2 separate regions of the Homo sapiens genome follow, and region 1 is linked to region 2. A link is a loop called in an ENCODE intact Hi-C map of the cell type or tissue named here. Cell type or tissue: PC-3. All regions are shown on one strand. Each heading gives the region's core, and the rest is flanking DNA. Links, peaks and the distances in the headings are about the cores only. Region 1 overlaps DLEC1 (DLEC1 cilia and flagella associated protein). Region 2 overlaps VILL (villin like).

Region 1 (5,362 bases), core at 204-5,203, 110 kb after region 2:
TGTGGTTACGGAAGTGTGGATGGGCCCACAGATGCCCTGCTCTCATCAGGGTTGCTGTTTGGAGGAACAGACAATAAGAGGGGATCCCTTTCTCATTCCTCCAGCCGGCAGGACCTGACCTGCCTGAGAGCTGCTGGGGATACAGCGGGGACAGGACAGCAGGGTTTCTGCCGAGGGGCTTCCCTCCTGATGGGTGGGACAGATGTGACTGTGGACTGCAGTGTGTGGAGTGTGTGGCATACAACTGAAGGGAAGGCCGGAGTGCTGGGGGAACGTGTTGAAGGGCCAGGCTCCCCTGTGGAGGGGAGGCAGAGTGTAGGCTGAGTCTAAGAGGAAGGGTAAGCCGATGTGGGCCAGGGGAGCATGTGGGGGCAAAGAGTGCTCTGGGCCTGAGAAAGGGTTAGGAGAGGAAGCTGGTGACACTGAAGAGGGGGCCCTGGCCATGCCTGCCCCTGAGGAGAGCTGCGAGCAGGACTGAAGGCAGGAGGGGAGGGGAAGATGGGTTCGATGCAGGCAGATGTCTAGGTTTGGGACAGGACTTTGGGGACTTCTCAGCTTGGGGGCTTCTGGGAGATGAGGTGGGGCTACCGGCTGGGTGTGGGAAGGCAGATGGAGGTGTCAGAGGAGGGCAGGGACAGCTTGACATTGTCATGGTGCAGGCTGGAGAGAGAGCAATGGGGAGCCCCAGCTTAGGTTGGGGACAGATTGATGGGGGTGGCAATCTGTTCAGCTGGGGGACTTCCCCCAGTGGTACTCAGAGGGACGGCACAGTTCAGTTCTTTCAGGGTTAGGTGTTGCCAGGTGGGTGCAAAGGGAGATACGAGGATGCTGGCAAGACAGAGGTGGACATGGCGGCCCCCAAAGACTAGTCTGCCTGGGGAAGGACGTGAAAGCTGACATAGGCTGATGGATAGATGGGGAGAAGGAAGGGCATGTGGGGGTTAGAGAGCCCAGCCTGCCCACAAACAGGCCGGAAGGAGAAGCAGCTGTGGGAGAGAGCAGAGCACCTGCATTCAGGCATCTGGACATGGAGACCTGGTCTTGTGACCATGAGGACTTCAGGTGATAGAGCCAAACGGCATAAGCCTGTAAAGCCTTTTTAAAATTTTAAATGAGAATTGCCTGGAAGTGGCATTAGAGAGGCAGAGAGGCACCCCCTCCACCTGGGTATGGGAGAATAGGTCATCTCTGTCTGGGGGTATGAGGAGGAGGGGGCCCCGGGGGGTTGTCTGCTCCTCCCTTATTCCTCACCCTGCTCCACACATCTGCCCCAGACATCCGCCTGGATTGGGAGACCTATGTTCCAGAAGACAAGGAAGACCGGCTGGTGGAGCTGCTGGTGTTTTATGGGCCACCTTTCCCGCTGCGGGACCAAGCCGGGAATGAGCTTGTGTGCCCTGATACCCCTGAGGGTGGCTGCCTCCTCTGGTCCCCAGGCCCCTCCAGTTCATCGGAATTCAGCCATGAAACTGACTCATCAGTGAGCAGGGGTGGAGGGGCGGGGCAGGCTGGCCACTGAGGGCCACTGAGGTGTGGCCAGTAGGCTAGTTGAACCTCAGTGACTGCGTGAACCTCAGTGATTCCTTGGTGACAGGTTGAGGGCAGCTCCAGTGCCAGCAATAGGGTGGCACAGAAGCTCATCTCAGTCATCCTGCAGGCACATGAGGGGGTGCCCTCCGGCCACCTGTACTGTATCAGCCCCAAGCAGGTGGTGAGTTGGGGTATGGGCTGGGAGCTGTCTGCATTGGCCGGCCAGTGGGCATGGGACAGTGCTAAGGCTGCTGTGTCTATGCCAGGTGGTCCCTGCTGGGGGCAGCAGTACCATCTACATCTCCTTCACCCCTATGGTGCTCAGCCCTGAGATCCTGCACAAGGTGGAGTGTACTGGCTACGCCCTGGGTTTCATGAGCTTGGACAGCAAGGTGAGCTCTTCCGGCCTGGGGTGGGGGCCGCAGCCACTGCTCCCTCCTGGGTAGCATGCTGCCTACTCAGCCCAGGGATCAGCTGTGATCAGACTTGGGCTCAGTAGGTGGAAAGGGAGATTCCAGGGAAGAGGCATCGCCTGCAGGACTTTGCGGTGGGACCCCTGAAACTGGACCTGCATAGCTACGTGAGGCCTGCACAGTGAGTCAGCTGGGGTGCCCCATCTCCTTTCATCCCCATGGGGTGCACCCTCACCAGGCACTGGTGGAGCCAGGCAGGGTTCTCAGAGCAAAAGGACGGGCATGGGTGGAGAAGTCAGCAGAGGAGCCCAGGGAAAGGCTGGCCCGAGGCTGGATGAGCAGAGTGGGGGCAGCCAGAAGGCCCCAGGCGCCCGGCTTGCCCCAACAATGCCTATTGCTGGGCAGGCTAAGTGTGGAGCTGGACTACGGCGGCAGTATGGAATTCCAGTGCCAGGCCAGTGACCTCATTCCCGAGCAGCCCTGCTCTGGGGTGAGTGTGCTGCCACCCTCTGGCCCTGCCAGCTTACCTGGACCTCAGATGTCTCTGTGTGCCCTTGTGGGACTCAGGCCTTATAGTCTGAGCCCAAATCCCCTCCCCCAGCCCTCCCAGCCCTACCCTAGAGCCATGGGGTTGAAGAGAGAGACAAGATGCATTCCCTGCCTCCTACCTCTGTGGCTGCCCAGGTGCTGAGTGAGCTGGTGACCACCCACCACCTGAAGCTGACCAACACTACAGAGATCCCACACTACTTCCGGCTTATGGTCTCCAGGCCCTTCTCCGTTTCTCAAGATGGGGCGAGCCAGGACCACAGAGCTCCTGGCCCTGGCCAGAAGCAGGAGTGTGAGGAGGAGACAGCCTCAGCGGACAAGCAGCTGGTGCTCCAAGCACAGGAGAACATGCTGGTCAGTGGGGGAGTCTGCAGCCCTTGCCTCGATGGCACACCCTCACATGTGTACAGACAGCACCCCTGCACGCCACCCTCAGGTGCTTGTACCCAGACGCAAACTGCATGCCTGACCCTGCCATACCCTGCATGAACACTCGGGGGTGCACTCCCACCAGAGACACCACATTCAGCACCTCTGCACAAGTGGCTCACATGGGCATGGCCACACCAGACGTTGTGTTCACATACATGCATGCACGTGCTCCATAAATGTCCCCAGACTTCCCTTTCCCTCTTAGTCCCCACTGCTGAGATGCTGGTGGAGGCTGATGCATTCCTGTGAGCACCTCCCCTTCCCACACACACAGACTCCGTCCTCCTGTGCAAGCTCAGGGTTTGTGTCCCAGCTCAGGTGAGCCCATGGGGTTGCCATAATTGTAAGACACTCCAGGTTCTAACGTAAAATTTCCTCTTCTGACTTATTCTCAGTGACAATTGGATCCTGGATTTTCAGAGTTGGTTAGGTAGGGGAAGGTCTTGGGAATGTCAGGACCTCACTGGAAACCATCAACTTCCTCTGGTCTCTGAGGCAACTGGAATGAGGCTGAGTGTGCGCACACCCATATCTGCACAGTGGGCTTCCAGGGTGTGCAGAGGCAGGCTGAGGGTAGACAGCGCCGCCCTGTCTCCTACTTCCCCTCCTGCTTCAGAGGCCCTCTTTCTTCTTCTCGGAGGGCTTCCCTTTATGCTGTGCTCCCTTGAGCTCTGCCAGGTCCTAGCCTCACTCTGCACATTTCTGGGTTGTCTCATCCATTTCCAGAGCCTCAGTGAACAGCCATATTATTTCTATCCAATGTATACTCCACTGTGTAGCGAGGGCCTGCTGTGTACTAGATGCTGTGCTAGGTGATGGTACTCCCCGAGGACCTCATCATGGAGGTCAGGGACACACACGGATCTGCAGAAGACAGAATGGCACCCTTGACCCACTTTGCGTTTGCTCCCTTCAACGAGCTAAATGGATGGGAAGGCCCAGAGCACAGCCAGAGGTTCCATTCCACCAGAGCTTCCAAGGAGACACGGCGGTTAGCCACCAGGCATTTAAAAGTCCTTGGCAGCTCTGGGGAAGCCCAAAAGTTCCAGAAAAAGGACATCACATAATTAATGGTGCTGCATCTCACCCTCCATGCGCTAACAATGCTCAGGCTTCTGGCTCCTGGCCAGAATTATCTCCCAGGCTCTAGAGCCAAACTCAATCTGTCCAAAGTGAACTCCCCATCCCCTCCCCACCTTGTCCTGCCCCACATCTGTGCCTCCTTTTTGTGGTGGCATTTTGTCTCAGCAAATACCAACCCCAGCCCCCTTGCTCATGCCCAGAGCTCTGGCACCCCTTGTCCTAGACCCATCTCTGACCAAGCCACCAAGCCCTGCGGATGCCCCCTCCTAAAGTTCTCCCAACACTATTCTCTTTTCTTCATCCCTACACCCATATCTTGGTTTAGGACAGCAGTTTCTAAGCCTGGCAATAGATCAGTGGCCTTTTTTTTTTTAGATTGGGTCTTGCTGTGTCACCTAGGCCGGAGTGCAGTGGCGTGATCATGGTTCACTGAAGCCTCGACTGCCTGGGGGGTTCAAGCAATTCTCCCACCTCGGCCTCCCAAGTAGCTGGGACCACAGGTGCATGCCACCATGCCCAGCTATTATTTGCAGAGATAAGGTCTCATTATATTGCCCAGGCTGGTCTTGAACTCCTGGGCTCAAGCGATCCTCCCAACTCAGCCTCCCAAAGTGCTGGGATTACAGATGTAAGCCACTGCTCCCAGCAAATTAGTACCCTTGACAAAGCTTGTTAAGGCAGCAGCTCCCAGACCCCACCTCCAGACATGTGAAGGTCTGGGTGAGGCGCAAGAATTTATATTTTTAACAAGTGCCTCACCGTTGATTCTGAGAAGCTTGTACCAAGGACCTGTGCTGGGAGCCAGGAGTCCAAGCTTCATCCTGTCCAGCCTCAGTTACAGCCTCAGCCCCTGGTCTGGCATCATCACACTCATGTGTGGTCTGCAGCCCACCTCCCCACCAGGTCAGTGACCTGTCAGAGGCTCCTCACTATCCTCAGCACACAGACCAAGTCCTTCCTCTGCCTCTGAGCCCAACCACAGCCCTGGGCATTTGAAGCTGTAAAGGGCAACTTGCTCATGTCCCTTCCCTTCTAGCCTCTGACCTCTGAGGGCAGACATGACTTGTCCCTGACACTAGCAGGGTGCTGGGCAGAGTAGGTGCTGGGCAGCGCTTGTGGAATGAAAGCACCAGGTTGGGGAGCTGCTGGGCTGTTGGCTGGGCAAGGCTGGGCCTGGGAGGAAAGGAGGATGGAGCTCCAGGTGGGGAAGTGGCCACCTGCCCTCTGCAGCCGGAGTTGACACCATGTCCACATCTGCTCAGGTGAACGTGTCCTTCTCACTCTCCCTGGAGCTGCTCTCCTATCAGAAGCTCCCAGCTGACCAGACACTGCCTGGGGTGGACATTCAGCAGAGT
Region 2 (5,362 bases), core at 130-5,129:
CTCCAGTGACATCTTCTTGCTGGTCACAGCCAGCGTCTGCTACCTCTGGTTTGGGAAGGTACCCACAGCACTGACCACTTGATTCATGCCCAGATGTAGTGGTGCCAGGCTGGGGGTGGGTCCTCTCCACAGGGCATGCAGACTTTGAGTCCAGCCTCAGATAGGCCGATGGGGGGAATGGGGAGGGGAAGAAGCCACAGGGTCCCCTCTAGAACTTGGGGAAAGTTACAAAGTGACAGGTGGACCTGAGAGTCCGCAGGTCAGAGCCAGGCCCAGGCCGCCTCCCCTCCTTACTGCCTGGAGCACAGGGCATGTCCCTTCCCAGGTCTCTTGGGAAAAGGGGAGGCCTATGCCAGTTTGCTGGAGTTTTCTCTAATATTCAGCATAAACTATGACTGACCCTCTAAGCCTGGGGGCCTCCTATCCCATGCTCTGGACCCTGCGAGGGTCCCAGACCCTGCGATCCAGATCAACTGGGGACACAGGCCTGTAGGGTGAGGAAGATGCCTTGTTCACTGGTGTCCTGCTGTCAGCTTAGGCCTCCTGTGACTTGGGCCCAGCCCCACCCCATACACCCTGTGAACGGGACGTGGGGCCGGAGGTGAAGGCCCCTCCTCATGCAGGGCCTGAGCCATCTCTTTGCCTGCTAGGGCTGTAATGGTGATCAGCGTGAGATGGCACGGGTGGTGGTCACTGTCATTTCCAGGAAGAATGAGGAAACGGTGCTGGAGGGTCAGGAGCCTCCCCACTTCTGGGAGGCCCTGGGAGGCCGGGCCCCCTACCCCAGCAACAAGAGGTAACAGGGTTGGGAGGAGAGTGTTCTTACCCAGAGGAGGAATTGAGGCCCAGAGAGGAGGGTGGGTGACTGGGATTCACACAGAGAGCTGGCAAGACGAGACTAGAACCAAGGACTCTCAGTTTCCCACTCACAGAGGCTCCCACAAGTACAGCCCACGCTTCGCTCCCAGGCCTGGGTAACTTGCGTCTCTCAGATGCTGGGGAGAGTGGGGGCAGTGGCGACCTCTGCTGGCAGCATCCCCTCCCTGCATTGTCCTGGTCCTGGGCCAGGGGACAAAGCACCCTTCCCCACCCTACAGTCCTCAGGGATCACGGTGCCCAGTGTGTGTGTATACAGTGTCATATGATGTGTGGGTATACAGTGTGTGTGGATGTGCAAGAACAGGTGTATTCAGGGTGTTGTGTGTGGTGTGTAAGTGGACAGGGTGTGTGTAGGAGGTAGGAGTGAGGCCTCAAGGGGAGGAGGGAGCTGAGTCCTGGTCGCTCTTGGTCTGCCTGTGGGGCTTGGTTTATGTGCTGCACTCCCCACAATTCTCCTGAGCTCAGTACTCCCGTCTCCTTCTCCCAGCCTGGCTTGCCTCCTTCCACTTTGGGCCGGAGACCTACTCTCTGCCAGGGGTGGGCTGAGGAGCTCCTCCCATCCCAGGGAGGGCGAGACTCCAGCTCAGGCCCTCCCCTACCCCTGCAGCCCTCTCCTAGGGAAATTCATGGGGCACCTTGCGTCACAGCTGGGTGGGGCGAGAGCTTTCTCCATGAGCAGAGAGGGACCCTGTACCCAGAGCAGAGCGGAGTGCTCGGGGAGAAACCACGGGGCTCAGAGGAGGGCCCAGGGCTCCCACTCCTGAGAAGTGGCTTCCCAGGCCCTGGGGTGGGGCACTTGTGCCATGGGCTGGGGTGCCCCTCTGGGTGGCTCACAGCCTTGCTGTCCGTGCTGGCCAGGCTCCCTGAGGAGGTCCCCAGCTTCCAGCCACGACTGTTTGAGTGCTCCAGCCACATGGGCTGCCTGGTCCTCGCAGAAGTGGGGTTCTTCAGCCAGGAGGACCTGGACAAGTATGACATCATGTTACTGGACACCTGGCAGGAGGTAAGGTGGCCATCCCTGCCTGGTGGGGCTGTGAACGGGGGTGTGTTTCTGTTTGTGTAACTGGGTGTGTGTGTATCTAGCCATCTGCCTCTGTACACAGGGCTGTGGGTGAGTCTGACCCTGTCACTGAGCAATTGCATTGCGGTGCATATGAGACCATGGATGAGTGTGCATCACCAGGTGGCAGCAGTGAGACTCCGGGAGATTAGGAGTGTGTTGGAACTCAGGGGTAACTGAGACCATGTTTGCAGTTGTGTGTGGCCCTGTGTGCCTTATGATACTATGTGTGGCTCCAGCGACAGTGCCTGCGGCCGAGCATGTGTCGGTGCTGCATGAGTGACTGTGATTGGAATGCCCAATCGCATCATTCATGTGTGTGGCTTGGTGTGAGTGTTTGCCTTCGTGCACCTGTGTGTGACACTTTGTCAGTGACTGTGAGGTCACGTGATGCTAGAACTGGCCAGACCAGTGGCAACTGGTGAAAATGTGTCTGTGAGCAAGACTATGACTGGCTGTGGGCGAATGATGGATGGGTGTGTTTGTGGGTCTGTGTTTCTGCGCACAGTGGTATAACTGGCCGGGTGTGCGTGGCTGTGTAAACAAGTGCTGTTGTGTTTGCATGCAGCTCTGTGTCTGACAACAGTGGATGACAGTGTGTGGCTATGGTTTGCTGTCTGGCTGTGTGGCGATGGATGACTGTGTGTCTGTGTAAGCTGCAATAATGTGTGTTCTCTGCATCTCTGTGGGGCCGTGTCTACAGCACTGTTTGAATTGGTGATGAAGCTGTGTGCTCCCATCTACTCAGAACAAACCCAGAGCTCTTACCACAGCCCTACGTGACCTGGCCAGCCCCAACTCTTTGACCCAATTTCCCCCTGCTCCCCCCTCACTGCTTCTGCTGCAGCCACAATGGCCTCTTTGTGTTCCCTGAACATGCCGGGCACACGGCCACCTCGGGGCTTTTACACCGGTTGTTTCTTCTGGTTAGGACACTTTTCCTCCAGACATACATGTGACTTGCTCTCTCATGAAAGCTCTATAAGGGCAGGGATTTTTGTCCATTTTCTTTCATTGTTGACTCCCCAAAGCCTAGACCAATGCCCGGCACACAGTAGGTGCTCAATAAGTATTTGTGGATTGATCTCCAGGTAAATCATGCAAGAAAAAAAAAATGTGTGGATTGAACGTGTGTGTGCATGTATGCATGCATTCCTGTGACCTTCTCGTGTGTTCACGGGTGTGTGGGTACAGCCGCTTGCTGGGTGTGTCTGCTTGGCCAGGGATGTGTATGTGGGGTTCTGTCTGGGACAACTGGACAGGGAGTGGACAGGAAGGGGTCAGCTCTGGGCAGCCCCTCCACCTGCCCAAGGCCAGGTCCCCTCTGTGGCTCAGATCTTCCTGTGGCTTGGGGAAGCTGCAAGTGAGTGGAAGGAGGCGGTGGCCTGGGGCCAGGAGTACCTGAAGACTCACCCAGCAGGGAGGAGCCCGGCCACACCCATCGTGCTGGTCAAGCAGGGCCATGAGCCTCCCACCTTCATTGGATGGTTCTTCACTTGGGACCCCTACAAGTGGACTGTGAGTGAGGCCTGAAACCCCCAGCCCTACCCTAATTTGTGGGGAGAGGAACCTGACCTGGGCCAATGGAATGAGGAGGCACTGCCCTGGCTGGGGATTGCCAGTGTGTGCGAGAGACCTGGTCTTGTCCTCAGGCCCCTCATGTGTCCCATTGGTGCCCCCTTCTCCTGCCCTGGCCCTGATACTTGCCCCGATTCTTGCTCCAGAGCCACCCGTCCCACAAGGAAGTGGTGGATGGCAGCCCGGCAGCAGCATCAACCATCTCTGAGATAACAGCAGTGAGTCCTGGGGCCCCTAGCCTTCCCCACAGTGGCCTGGGCTCCGACAGCATGGTCCTGATGGGCAGGGGAAGTGCCAGGCCCTTGTAAGTGGGAGGGGCTGCAGTTGGAGGTAAGAGGCCTGTGGGTTCAGTGCAGCCTCCCTGTGGGCTACTGATTCCCCATCTTCCCCAGCCTGAGGCTCCTCTCTGGACAGGAAGTCAACAACTTGCGGCTATCCAGATGGCCGGGCAATGGCAGGGCAGGTGCCGTGGCCCTGCAGGCCCTCAAGGGCTCCCAGGACAGCTCAGAGAATGATCTGGTGCGAAGCCCCAAGTCGGCTGGCAGCAGAACCAGCAGCTCCGTCAGCAGCACCAGCGCCACGATCAACGGGGGCCTGCGCCGGGAACAACTGATGCACCAGGCTGTTGAGGACCTGCCAGAGGGCGTGGACCCTGCCCGCAGGGAGGTGGGCACCCCCTCACTGCCCCAGCACTAGTGCATCTGACACTGAGCTGGAGGAGCCCAAGGCAGGATCCACTGGTGGCGGGCAGTGGGCAACTGCCCCGGGAGATGTGTCTTCTAGCTGGGGTGGTGGGCAAACAGATGCGGGAGTCCCAAGCCCTGGATGACTGACACTACTGAGTGGGGCAGGATTCTGGGCTCAGATGACACCCTACCCTGTACCTCCCCCTCTCTCCCCTGCCCAGTTCTATCTCTCAGACTCTGACTTCCAAGATATCTTTGGGAAATCCAAGGAGGAATTCTACAGCATGGCCACGTGGAGGCAGCGGCAGGAGAAAAAGCAGCTGGGCTTCTTCTGAACCCAAGCCCTCTCGACTGCCCCTATCCCCTGGACCCCAACATACCTACAATGCTGGGGAGGCCCTGCTTCCACTCCCCTCAGAGGCTTTTGGTCATCCTCTGCGTGTCAGTAAAAGCAGGCAGCCCATACGAGCTGTGGTATGCGTGCTTTCAAGCCCGGGCCACTCAGCAGGTCCACCTCTCAGGGGAAGGGGCCTCCAGGGCTGGCGGGTGTGAGCTCTCAGTGCCACCCCACAGAGGGGTTTATTTCTCGTTGGTCTCTCCAGATACCCCTGCCCTACTCAACTATGTGCAAGGAAGGTGGAGAGTGAGGTGCTAGGGCTCCAGCACTCTAGGACATGGGGACACACACACACACACACACACACACACACACACACACACACACACACGCTTCACAGGGGATTTTTCTGGCATCCAGGTAAAGAGACCACAAGGCTTAATCTTATCGTGATTTTTATAAAAATCCTTGACCACTCGCTGGCCGGAGGGTGGAGAGGGCTGCAGTGTTATTCCTAACGGAATGAAGGACAGCTCCAGGGACTGGGCTAGCTCCTGGTCCCCAGGGAGGCAGCAGCAGACACTATGTTAGGGCTGAAGGCAATTTGGGGGCCTAGCTCTGAGCAAGAGGCTGGGAGCAGCCACACCAGCCCTGTCCCCACATGTGGACAGAGGGCCCAGCCCACTCAGGGGGGACCCCACTGGCTTCCTCCAGCCTAGTCCTGGAGGGAGATCTTCACAAAGAGGGTGGCTGATGGATGCTGGTCCCCGTTCTTAGACATGAGGTGGACATGGCGGTATCCTGGTGGGTGGACAGGCAGGA

What was found. A loop is a pair of places that touch in the nucleus more often than their neighbours do. Peaks named below come from ENCODE experiments on the same cell type or tissue, not always from the same donor. Only the 100,000 strongest peaks of a DNase experiment are listed, where the experiment ranks them.
Region 1: a loop joins it to region 2, with 14 times the contacts of the local background. A loop is called at or near these places in 11 of 110 quality-filtered maps.

Annotation. Positions count from the first base shown.
Region 1 is chr3:38,115,179-38,120,540 of GRCh38, forward strand. DLEC1 (DLEC1 cilia and flagella associated protein) reads left to right here. Exons shown (of 37, transcript NM_007335.4): 28 at 1,275-1,480; 29 at 1,595-1,711; 30 at 1,797-1,922; 31 at 2,030-2,124; 32 at 2,349-2,433; 33 at 2,628-2,846; 34 at 5,270-5,362. All of the region lies in intron 1 of LOC105377033 (a long non-coding RNA gene), which reads right to left. Among named protein-coding and RNA genes, the nearest start is that of ACAA1, 19 kb to the right of the region's middle. RefSeq lists an enhancer at 2,090-3,048. In PC-3, for the core only: CTCF peaks have their summits at 2,996 and 3,195; a DNase peak (open chromatin) is centred at 3,023.
Region 2 is chr3:38,002,518-38,007,879 of GRCh38, forward strand. It overlaps VILL (villin like), which reads left to right. Exons shown (of 20, transcript NM_015873.4): 14 at 1-58; 15 at 651-796; 16 at 1,738-1,882; 17 at 3,275-3,457; 18 at 3,664-3,735; 19 at 3,932-4,183; 20 at 4,425-4,668. The coding sequence ends at 4,538. It overlaps PLCD1 (phospholipase C delta 1), which reads right to left. Exons shown (of 15, transcript NM_006225.4): 15 at 4,979-5,341. The coding sequence ends at 5,256. Among named protein-coding and RNA genes, the nearest start is that of VILL, 14 kb to the left of the region's middle. RefSeq lists a silencer at 1,053-1,102 and an enhancer at 3,471-3,971. In PC-3, for the core only: CTCF peaks have their summits at 1,036 (motif pointing left), 1,243 and 2,071 (motif pointing right); DNase peaks (open chromatin) are centred at 2,054 and 2,254; H3K4me3 peaks cover 442 bases; H3K27ac peaks cover 2,417 bases.